Linked DNA regions of Homo sapiens: all the other regions are linked to region 2. The links are chromatin contacts, found by Hi-C or POLR2A ChIA-PET in ENCODE. All regions are on one chromosome and are shown on one strand. The core of a region is the stretch at or near the end of the contact, and the rest is flanking DNA. Distances in the headings are between cores, read along the strand shown.

Region 1 (4,035 bases), core at 887-3,386, 630 kb after region 2:
GCGATCCTCCTGCCTCAGCCTTCCAAACTGTTGGGATTACAGGTGTGAGCCATCGTGGCTGGCTAGCAATCTGTATTTCAACAAGCCCTCTGGTGAGTCTGATGTGCGCCTGAATTTAAGAACCACTGATCTTGACAACACACTATGTGTTGACTGGCGTTTTTGTTTCCCTCCTTAGGCTGTAAGCAGCTTAAGGACAGGGACTCTGTCTTATCTCCAGTGCCAGGACAATAGGAGATGGAGTAGGTGCTCAATAAACACTTGCTGAACAGATTCTAAGGCTGTATACCCACCCATAGAGCCACAGTTAATGACAGAGATGGCGGTTCTGATCACAAATTAGATAGTTATCCTCTTGAGTAGAAGTGACTACTAAAAGAAGTCACTGAGAAAGTAACGAACACACCAAGCCTAATGGTAACCGACTCTGAATAGATACATGCAATACATAGCCATAATGAAGGCAGAGTAACAATAATCAGGAAGAGGTCATCTCACAAGAGAAATGTACCGAATGGGATCAAGATGCCACAGGGAAAGATGCTGCTCTCATCAAATGTGTGCCAACAGTGCAAAGAATGGAGGATAATGTCCATAAATAAATACCAACAATGGGGTTCACAGCAGGATTGACCCTGTGACATGCATTGAGCTCATGGACACAGACTGTACACAGCCACTGGAAAGATAATGTTTGTGTAGAGAGGTATGGGCCAGGGAGGTCACCAAGGTAAGGCATGCAGGGATGGTTCTTTGCAGACCTGGAGACCCAGTTACCTTCTTCTCTTAACACTTGATATTAAGTGACCCTCTTTGGAGAACAAAAGTCCAAGGATTTAGAAATGCAATGGAGGGCCAAATTTAATGAGCATACGGCTCACAAAATATACTGATGACAAATTTATAACACACATTCTATGGTCCTGTTACATCAGTGTATCATGCAAAGGCGCATACACATGTGTTCTGTGAACTGTGACTGGGAAAACACAGCAAACAGGCCAATTCAGTCAGACATCAGAGTGTGGGGTATTCAGCCAAGCCATGGGATCCCACACATGAAGACTACTGCAAATGGTAGGACCATGGACATGTCAGCCAAAGCAAAATAAGGTATATAACCTTCACATGCTGAAATAAACATGCCAAAACATAAAATGTGCAAGTAACATGAAATTATAGAACAGGTGCAATATATGAAAACTCACACACATGCGGTACTTAAAACATGTCAAAACTGGATGTGAGACATGGACACAAGAATGAAGAATGGGCAATTCTGATAGAAAATAACACACCATTTCTACACAGCCTATGGATAGCATTGGGACAACCTAGTTGCACACAAGCCATTAAACATGTCAAAGGCACACAGACTCAATGTAGAAAACATGGCTCCCATAAGGCATTTGTGTGTCAGTAAGGGTCTAGCAGTGTGGAAGGCCACTGAGAAACAAGAGGTCCTGTGCCTAGATGGAAACAGAGGCACCTAAGGGTATTCCTAAGAGGCAAATTCTGCTGGCCTTCTCCCCTCATGACCCTTCAAGAGTCATGTGGGGTCAAAGGGCAAGAAAAGGAATTGGGGAAGGTGTAGGGAATTCCCTCTCCAGGATTCCCTGTGCACGCTCCCAGTCCCAAATTCACAAGGGTTTCCATTTCTCCTCCCTCCCAGGTCTCTTCCATCCTTCCTCCCTCTCAGGTCCCCTCTCCTATCCCCAGCAACCCTCTTCCCAGTCGGCCCCTCTCCTTTCCCCAGCAACCCTCTCCCCCAGTCGGCCCTCCCAGACCCAATCTCTCCCCTTCCCCTCATCCTAGTCGCTTTCAGCACCCTCTTCCCTCCTCCTCCCATCCCTTTCCCGCCCACACCTCAGAGGGGTAGGGGGCCTGGGGGGCTGGCCCCCTCCCCAGCCAGGCTGCGGCAGCGGTGGTGGCGGATGGCTGTGTCTCTGTCTCTGTCGGGGTGTCGGTGCCAAGGGGGCGACGGGATTTGGGGGTGTCCTAGCCCCGGCCGATGGAGGGGAGGTGGGAGTGGGAGGTTGGGCCCATAGCGGTAGGAATGGTGGGGGGCTGTCCCCCCAGCACCCTCCCTCCCTCCCTTTCTGCTGTCTCTCTGAGGGCTGGGGCTGCTGCCGCCGCTATTCCCCCGCCACCCCTCCCCAACGCCTGCTGGTTTCCGGGGCCGGCCAGGAAGTGGAGGGCGGTGATGGGCAGCCTGTTTTGCCAATCGTCTCCCAGAAACTCTGGCATCTCCTCCCCACATCTACCAGTGTCCTCTTGCGAGCCCCGCCCCAGGGCTCTCCCTCGGTCTTTGCCCCCATCTCTGGCTCCAGCTGCATCTTTTTTTTCTCTAACTCCCTTTCAGCTCTGGATCCCCTGGTGCTGTATTCCTCCTTCCGCACATTCCTTCCTTTATTCTCCATCAGCTCTCTTTTAACTGCCACTTTTACTTGGTCTCTTTTTTTCTCAACTCCGGTTATCTGCTGCTTATTCCCCCCAACTATTCTTAAGGACCCCTTTTCCCGTACCCATTCAATTCTAAACATTTATCAAGCATCTACCTACCATATGACAAGCATTAAGTTCACCTCTCTTCTTTTTCTCTCCAGGACTCCATCTCACTCCATCTCACTCTCCAGTCCTCTGGTCTGGTTTCCTTTGCCCTTTGTCCCTCACTATCTCCCAGCAGTCCAGCTCCCCCCTCCACCTGCCTTCTCTGGCCTTTAAAGAGAAGAGATCTCTTTGGCCTTATCCCTGACCCTTTCCTTTTCCATGCTCTTTTACCTCTGTACCTTTTCTTTCCTACTTCCTTCGTATCAGTCTCCTTACTTGCCCAAGCTGAGACAACCCCTTCTCACAACATACAATATGGGTACATCTTTTCTTCCAATGGAAATTTGGCTTCAGGGGTGCTTTCTAGAAAAATAAAAAGTGAGGAAGAATGCCGATTCCTCTGGAATGCGCGTGCCTCCTTAATTTGGTAGCCATGTATCTAGTTTTCCACCCCCTCTTCTCTTCCTCCACTCCCATTATCCCTTTACTAGGATCATTCCATCACTTCACTCTCCTTCATTTCCACCTTTCCCTCTCAATATCTTCCTTCCTAAACCTCAAGCTTCCTGAATCCTCATCTGCCCCAGTCCTTCTTTACGCAACTGCTAACTTCTCATCTTTCCTTACTCTTGAGTCACATGGGATCTTTTATCAAGGTCCCCCCTCTAGCCACACCTTTACCCTGCATTAGTTTACATGCCCTCGGGAAGAGGATTGGTAGTGGGAGGACTGTTACCTAATTCTGCTCCTTTAGTCACAGTGAGGGTCAGTGATTGTAGGAAAAGCCCAAACTCCCCGGGGTCCAACCTGGGAAGAAGACCCTATTTCTGATGGGCAAATTATAAAGAGGAAAGGGCGGGTCTAGCCTCCGCGGGTCTCCTTAAAAGGGGCGGGCTTTGTCCCTTTTGCACCACTCACAAAGGGGTTGAGCCCAGAGCTTTCCTGCTCTGAAGGTTTAAAACGGAGTTGAAGTCAATCCTGTTCTACTCTGTGTACAACATTAAGAAAGGGGTGGGCCTTTAGTTCAGTTTTGCTCTGTAAATCACCTAATATGGGGAGGGCTGAGTCGTCCAGCCGAATGAGTTGGGTTAACACCAGCGCCGCAGATCGATGTTCCCACTATCCAAACGTCGGGCTAATCCCAGTTCTGCTCCCTTAACTAAAAGGGAGGGGCAGACCCAAGTTCTGCTCTCTACGTCACCAAAGGAGGTTGGAGCCATTTTGAACCCTGCGACCCTAGTGTTTTCCCTCTTTTCCTAGCTCTTCGCCGTCTTTCCCGATGTCGGCCAATCAGGGGAAAAGGAAAAGGCCCAATCAGCAGAAAGTCCACAGCTGAAGGACCCGGATGAAGCGAGCCTAGGACTTTGAAGTGCAAGCCTCGCCAATTGTAGAGCAGTCACCATGGCGACAAGATAGGGGTGAAGAGGTGGAAAAAGAGAAGGTTAAACCCTCACAGGATTGGCCCACCCCCGTCCCGCCGCGTGC
Region 2 (3,719 bases), core at 319-2,818:
CTTACACACCTCACTAGATGCACCCACCAACTTGCAGTGGGGTCTCAACCCGACTCTGCCTCAACTCACCGCCTGCTGCTTGCTCTGGAATTCGTGCTCTCGCTCTCTGCGGTATTGCTCCACCTCCATCTGTGCCTCCTCCTTTGCCTGCTTCAGTCGCCGGGCCTTCCCTGGAGGCAGAAGAAAGGACAGTGAGTGGGGATGGACCCACACACACACAATGTAATAGCAGGAGTCAGTCCCTTCCAGAAAGTTATACAGCCTTCTCTCAGCCAACCAGGTGCCAGATTCTAATATCCATCCATTTCTTCCCTCCTAACCAGCCTCCAGACCCTAGCTGTCTGTCTTCCCGCCAGCCTTGGGTTTTCCCAAAATGTTTGCTGTCCCCCACCCCCAATTTTCTTTCCAAACTCCTAAGGGAGGAAAGAGGAGACTCACTCTTTCTGGCATCTGCCACCTTCTCAGCTGCCCGCTTCTCAGCTTGCAGAAGCTGCTGGATACCTTGGGACTGACTGGCCATTTCTGTTGTTATGGCCGATGCTGTTTTGAATGCTGTCAAAGTACCAGATGGCTCCCACCCCCCACCGCTTACTTCTCCTCCTCCAGCTCGTTGCTGCAGTCCTCCACTACCCCTGGGTCTTAGTGCTCCCCTGCTCACTCAGCCTCCTGCACCGAGTGTCTCTCCCAATCTCATCCTCCTATTGATGACTGGTCCTCCTCTCCAGCACTTCTTGCTCAGGCAGTACCCAAAGGGGCCGCCTGGGAGCAGCAGAGACCAGGCCCAAAGCTGCGGGCTTACAACAGGTTAGCCATCCCAGTCGGAAAGGTCTAGGGATGAGGCAGGGGCGGAGACGGGGGAGTACTGAGGTGAGAGAAGGAGAACTTGATTGGTGGTAACAGAGGAAGCATAAAGGGTTGTGAATGCGGTGAAAAGGTAAGGATGTCATCATGCAACCTGTGTTGGGAAAAGAGCATTCTGGGCTTAATTCTAAACTAACTCTCTACCTTTCTCTCTCTCTCCACCATCCCGCCCCCTCCCCTGCCTCCCGTTGTTAACATCTCCATCTTTTTCTACATATTTCTCAAGTCCAAATTTTTGCATCTCACTTGCCCCATCCTACGATAGTCTTCTTCCGTCTTTTGTCTGTATTTTTTCTTTTTTTTTGATCTGTCCCTGTTGTTGTCCCACTGTGGTTTTTGTTTTTGTTTTCCATGTTTAATGTGATTTTTATCCTGTCTTTATCTCCTCTATTTTCTCTGTCTTCTCATCTTTTCGTCCATCACTGAACCATCTCCTCTCTCTGCCAAGTTAGAGGAGGCGGGAAAAAACCTCCAAATAACTCTCTTTTCTCCCTCCCCTCCCCTCGCCTCCTTTTCCTCGCCTCCAGTCCAGTCTTCTGGTTTCAGACGGCCCCTTTAATTTAAGTTCCCTAGTTTCCCCTGGGAGATCTGGCCAAGAACTACCCGGTCGGGGCGGAACGACATCCGGTAACGCCCCTCACAGTTCACTTCCGTCCTCCACCTGCGTCTCTGCTTGCGCCATTTCCTCCAGCCTGGAGTGTCTCCGCCCTTCCCGCCTCCCGTCTCCGAGCTTCTTAAACACAGGCCTTGGGCCTACGGCTCTGGGGGTACTTGGGGGGGCGGGGGCAGGTCTGATGAGTAACCCCTCCCCCCAGGTTCCAGAGGAAGAAGCCTCCACATCTGTCTGCCGGGTACATGATATTCAATTTCTAGATCATTATTGGAGATTATCTGTGACTTTTTAAAACTCAGATTTCTGCTGATAAAAATTTTCCCCATCCGGCCCTGTTGGGTTTTTTTAAAGTTCTTTGTTAAAAATTAAAAATTTACCTGGGCTCCTGAGCCTTAAACCAATTATTTACCCTTTTCTCGAATTTTACATTAAAAAAATTAAACCTCTGATCCTATCACCCCCCTCAAAAAAAATTTTTTTTCAAATCTATCATCTGATAAAGGATCAGGGTTAGGTTAGGCCTCATCTCTTGCTGAAGATATTAAAAAAAGACGGAACCAAAGGGAGAAACAACAGGGGATGTCAGAGATGGAGGGAGAAGGACCAGCCAAGGCTGAAGTCCTGACTGCTGCCTTTTTTCCTTCCCCAGCCCAAGAGTTCCATGGCCTCCACTTCCCGCCGCCAACGCCGAGAACGTCGCTTTCGTCGTTACTTGTCTGCAGGACGGCTGGTCCGGGCCCAGGCCCTCCTCCAGCGACACCCAGGCCTCGATGTAGATGCTGGGCAGCCCCCACCACTGCACCGGGCCTGTGCCCGCCACGATGCCCCTGCCCTGTGCCTGCTGCTTCGGCTCGGGGCTGACCCTGCCCACCAGGACCGCCATGGGGACACGGCACTGCATGCTGCTGCCCGCCAGGGCCCAGATGGTGAGTCTGCTCAGTGGGGAACAAGGTCATAAGCAGCTGACCAGACCTGAAATGAAAGCCAACCAATAGTTGAGAAATAAGCTGGTTATTTGGTCATCAGGACCTAGGGAAGGAGTTAACCAAGTTGGCATGTGGCTGTCATTTGTCCCTTTACATTACTGAGCTACCATTGTCTGAAGAACCCAACATTCCCCAAAGATCAACTGGTCTTCAAATTTCACATCTGTTTAGATTAGTAGCTACTTTGTTTCTTGACAGATTGTTTGCTCGTAGCCAAAAAGTAGCATAGAAGGTAGGCTCTGGAGTTAGATTGCCTGGATTCAAACCCCAGCTCCAAATCCCAGCTCCACACTTCATAGCTACGTATTCTTGGACAGGTTACTTGAGGCTTAGTTTGCCCATGTGTAAAAATTAAAATAATAACAACCTTTGCTATGTGCCAGACATTTCTTATAAAGTAACACATTTAATCCTCACAACAATCTTAGGAGGTGAGTACTGATATTATCCCCCATTTCCCAGCTGAGGAAACAGGGCATAGAGAAGTCATTTGCCAGAGTTACAGTTATTCACTGGTAGAGCAGAGATTATAACCCAGATGGACTAGATAGAGTGTCCATGCTTTTAACAGCTACATTGTCCTGTGTTATACATTATAGCATTGTACATTGATTGTGCCCATGTTCAGAGTACCCATGTTGTGCCATATATGTTTTGAGAATCAACTGACATAGTACATAATTAGAGTACCTGGCACACACGATAAGCACTTGGTATATGCTGGCGATTGTTGTTCCTGTTTCTCTGTTTTTTGTTTTTGTTTTTGTTTTTTATGAAGTTTCACTCTTCTTGCCCAGGCTGGAATGCAATGGTGCGATCCTGGCTCACTGCAACCTCTACCTCCCAGGTTCAAGTGATTCTCATGCGTCAGCCTCCCAAGTAGCTAGGATTACAGGCGCATGCCACCACGCCCAGCTAATTTTTATATTTTTAGAAGAGATGGGTTTTCGCCATGTTGGACAAGCTGATCTCGAATGCCTGACCTCAGGTGATCCACCAACCTCAGCCTCTCAAAGTGCTGGGATTACAGGTGTGAGCCACCACACCTGGCCTTGTTCCTGTTTTTGTTATCAACAGGTCCATACTCCCTTAACCACAATTCTAAACTCAAAAACACTCTGAGAACCAACATTTTTCATCAGGCTGCCACCAAAATTCATTTGGTGACAGAAACCTAATCTGAACTAAAGTAAGACTATTATTTATTTTCATCCTACTGATGTCAATATTCATACATTTCCCTGCAGAAACACTCATGT
Region 3 (3,779 bases), core at 1,277-3,776, 580 kb after region 2:
CACTGCACTTCAGCCCGAGCGACAGTGTGAGACTCTGTCTCAACAACAACAAAAATGTTTATAATAAAATGTTGGGTGGAGGGGAATCACACAGATACATATGCCCTAAACTGCTCACAAGTTTTTAAAAAGTAAGTTGAATGGCATGACAGAATACTAGGAACAAGAAAAAGAGAGAAAAATAATATCCATCTCCTCAGCACTGCCCTTGCTGTGGTTCCCTGAAATGTTTCCTCTCCTTCCTGCCTTCCCTCCTGGTTTTCTGCCATTTCCCCTCCCCACCTTTTTCTCCCTGTCCTGCTGCCTGCACTTCCCCTCCATCTACACACATACACACACACACATAACACATTCTCCCGTAGTAGAGCCAAGGATTGGGGGCAGGCTGTTTTATTACCTGAGGAATCATCAGAGGTGGGGATAACGTTGATCTGGACGGTTTCAAATGAGGATGTTGGGTCATCTCCCAGGAGACACAGTGGGGGTGCCAAGGACTCTGTCTTCACATGGAGCACCTCCCCTACCCCAAGAGCCTGGGTGAGAGTTGGTGTGGGGCAGGGGGCAGAAAGAAGGGCAAAAAACAAGGGAGATGTTGACAGTAAGAGCGAGAACAAAAGCTTTAGAAGTTTAGGGCTTACAAGCCATCAATTATTTGACATTCTGGTCTGAATGGTACTGACCATCTTTCTAACCTGTTCATTCTTTCTACTTTATTTCTGGGAGAATTGATGAAGTCTCATGACTTCAAATATGGCCTCAGAGTGGACAACTTGGGCAAGAACAGTTCCAGAATTCTCAGCAGTCAATAACTCTCTTCTTCCCAGCCCCACATAACTCTTTATATTAAAAAGACCCAAGATCAGGCGTGGTGGCTTATACCTGTAATCCAAGCACTTTGGGATGCCAAGGTGGGAGGATCACTTGAGCCCAGGAGTTTAAGTCCACTCTGGGCAACATAGGAAGACCCCATTTTTACAAACAATAAAAAAAATTAGCCAGACATGGTGGCATGTGTCTGTGGTCCCAACTACTCAGGAGGCTGAGGCAGGAGGATCACCTGAGCTCAGGAGGTCAAGGCTACAGTGAGCTGTGACCCTGTCACTACACTGTAGTTTGGGTGACAGAGGGAGGCCCTATCTCAAAAAAAAGCAAAAAACAAAAAACAAACAAACAAAAAAATCTTCACTGCTAGATAACCAAAGGGGATGTGGAAAATGAAGATATTAAGGAAACGGCAAAGGTAGTGGAGAAGGCCCCCCACACCTCACACACCTCATGACTCATAGCACACAAATCATTTAAATCATTTCTTTGTCACCCACGGGTGAAGGGAATGAAGCAGAGTCCCCGTCACAGAGAGTAAGAGGGATATGGCTCTCTCACCTCGCTGGATGGCTCTGTGGAGAGACGCGATGACTCGGAGCTGAGGGAGGAGGAAGAGCAGGGGGAAGATGGCTCAGACTTCACCTGAAGATCTGGAGGAAAGGGAGTTAGAAATTATCAGGAAGCAGAGCTTAAGAAGAGTCCAAAAAGTACCCAAGGACATGTCGGTGGGGATTCCTGTACCGCAGCAAGGGAGAAGAAACAAAAATAGGGGATTGAAGGAGAGAGGATAGGCACTTATGTAGAAGCGTGAGGATATAGGAAGCTACGTAGTTTCTGGGAAACAGTGGGAAGATGAGGGTTTCTGGAAATCTGAGGGAACGACAAAGACTACCTTACCTGGGAAGATCGGCAGGAGTTCCCATGGGGGCTCAGAGGGGCTGACATCCATCCCCACGTCCAGGGAGCTGCCGTCAAACTAAATAAGGGAGGATACAAGAGGGCAGGAGTGTGAGAAAGGATGAGAAAGTAGGGGTGACTCCAGATGAGTTATGGCCTGTGAATGGGTCCAGGTTCTGGGCTCACTTTCCACCCACCAAGGGTTAGAGAAAGGCTGGGGACACAATACCGGGACATCCTGCTCCGGGCAACGGAAGAGCTGCGTCTGCTCCTCGGCCACTTCATCTAGGCCAGAATACAAGGTGCTGTCTGCAAGAAATGCTGAGCGTCGGGGGGTCGTTCGGTGGCCCCAGCCTACAGATCGCACACAAGCCCCCGCCCCATCCCTCATTGGCTCCGCTCGGCCAGACCCACCGCCCGCCCACTTGAAAAGTGATACAACCAGGGCGCTTCAGCCCCTCCTTCCCCGACCCCGGAACAACTCGACGTTCCAGCAGGGAGCAGAGTTCTTCCCTGACTTTTGTATCCCCCTTAATGCACAACGAGCCCCCTGCTCCGCTCTCCTTCAGATGGCGGATTCCGTATTTGCCCAGACTTCCTCTTTAGGCCCCCGCTTCTTTCCCGCGTGCCTCAGGGACAGTTTGCCACAGCCCTCTCCCCTCCCCGGTGCCTCACTCTGCAGACCCCAGTCCTCCGGGCTAAGCAGGTTGTCGGTGAAGAAACGCGTCGGGTCAGCAATCTCGCTGAGCAGCATCAGCTCCGCCATCTTTCCCCCCCACCCCCCAACCAGGAGACGGTTCCCAAGGCCCGCCTCTCCCCATCACCAACTAATCAGTTGACTCTTTCAAAAAAGGGGGCGTCCCGGAAGCTCTACCGACCAGTAAGAGACCTGGGTGCTGAGCACGTGAATCAACAGATGCGGATGACTGTGTAGGCGGGCCCAATGGGAGCACAGCAGCAGGAAGTAACTTCCAGACAGTGCCATACCGCCAAGCGCATGCGCCAAACAGGCTCCAGTGATAAAGCGCCTGGGAGATGTAGTACCCAGTATTAAGGTCCACCATCTCCCCCAGCCACTACTAAGTTTAGTTTAGACAGCTTCTATGTGTCCTCGGAGATAGATAAGCCCCTCAAAAGGGGCGCACTGTGACCACTGCTACCTCCCCTAGGAAGCCAAAAGCTGAGAATGGGATATGGGCTGAAACCTTCCCTCTGGCCCCCCACCCCCAAATCTCACAGCACAGACCACAATTCACAAGTTCCTGTCTCTTTTAAGGTTTAACTTTTAATCAGCCAAACATCTTGCGCAGACCCTGAGCCAGCCCTGCATCCTGGTTCTTCCCCTGAATGACCACCTTCCCCAGTTCCTCCTGGGCTGCCCGGTTTTTGGGATCTATCGCCAGCACCTTCTTGAGGTCAGCAGTTGCTTTTTCCAGGTTCCCAAGGGCAGCCTGGGCAACCCCCCTTCGGTATAAGGCCTTTAAATGGCCAGGCTCCCGCTCCAACACCCGGTCACAGCTCTGGGCTGCCAACTGAGGCTGCCCTAGCAACAACTGACAGGCAGCCAGATTGGCATGAAGGACAGTTCGTTCTGGAGGGCCAGGTGGGGGTAAAGTCAGGAGCAGCCGAAGAGCCCGTCCATAGCATCGGGCAGCTCCTTCAGGGTTCCCAGCTCGAAATAGTTCTGTGCCCCTTGCACGTTCTTCCCTGGCCAGGGCTTCCTTCTCGCTAGTCTCCAGCTCCCAGGAGTCTCGGCCTTGAGTGAAGGATGCCAGTGTGAGCCTGACAGGAGGTCCAGAGTGCCCAGGCAGCTGAAGCTCTGCTTCCTCACCTTGACACATGGACTCCAAGCATTTCTCTATGAGCTCCCCCCAAGTTTCCTCCCTCCATGGCCCTACGCCCATAGTTAGCTCTGTCCAGCCCTCTGGCGGCCCTGATCCGAAAGGAAACCCCAAAGCCAGTACCCGGCAGCAGGAGCCTAGTTTGGGTTTGTCCAAGCCATGGCCACGGATTACGATCTTCTTGACAAAGCTCCCATCGGGGCAGTACCAGAGATC

What was found. A loop is a pair of places that touch in the nucleus more often than their neighbours do. ChIA-PET counts read pairs that join two places held with the same protein, here RNA polymerase II (POLR2A). Pooled maps may share reads with other maps.
Region 1: a pooled map shows a loop between it and region 2 (6-fold over the local background). The contact joins the promoter of AGPAT1 here to the promoter of NFKBIL1 in region 2. A Hi-C loop is called at or near these places in 3 of 168 maps with a recorded cell type or tissue (aorta, ascending aorta and sigmoid colon), 3 of 37 single-sample maps with no recorded cell type and 19 of 50 pooled maps. POLR2A ChIA-PET finds 5 or more read pairs at or near these places in 1 of 52 experiments (activated B cell).
Region 3: a pooled map shows a loop between it and region 2 (8-fold over the local background). The contact joins the promoter of ATF6B here to the promoter of NFKBIL1 in region 2. A Hi-C loop is called at or near these places in 19 of 50 pooled maps. POLR2A ChIA-PET finds 5 or more read pairs at or near these places in 7 of 52 experiments (CD4-positive, alpha-beta T cell, CD8-positive, alpha-beta memory T cell, GM10248 and 4 more).

Annotation. Positions count from the first base shown.
Region 1 is chr6:32,173,948-32,177,982 of GRCh38, forward strand. AGPAT1 (1-acylglycerol-3-phosphate O-acyltransferase 1) reads right to left here and starts at 2,137. Exons shown (of 7, transcript NM_006411.4): 1 at 1,867-2,137.
Region 2 is chr6:31,546,040-31,549,758 of GRCh38, forward strand. NFKBIL1 (NFKB inhibitor like 1) reads left to right here and starts at 1,569. Exons shown (of 4, transcript NM_005007.4): 1 at 1,569-1,712; 2 at 2,124-2,400. The coding sequence starts at 1,656. It overlaps ATP6V1G2 (ATPase H+ transporting V1 subunit G2), which reads right to left and starts at 569. Exons shown (of 3, transcript NM_130463.4): 1 at 439-569; 2 at 70-170. The coding sequence starts at 520. It overlaps ATP6V1G2-DDX39B (ATP6V1G2-DDX39B readthrough (NMD candidate)), which reads right to left and starts at 809. Exons shown (of 13, transcript NR_037853.1): 1 at 439-809; 2 at 70-170. RefSeq lists an enhancer at 103-602.
Region 3 is chr6:32,125,720-32,129,498 of GRCh38, forward strand. ATF6B (activating transcription factor 6 beta) reads right to left here and starts at 2,527. Exons shown (of 18, transcript NM_004381.5): 1 at 2,398-2,527; 2 at 1,952-2,031; 3 at 1,723-1,801; 4 at 1,384-1,475; 5 at 398-533. The coding sequence starts at 2,488. It overlaps FKBPL (FKBP prolyl isomerase like), which reads right to left. Exons shown (of 2, transcript NM_022110.4): 2 at 2,988-3,779. The coding sequence ends at 3,012.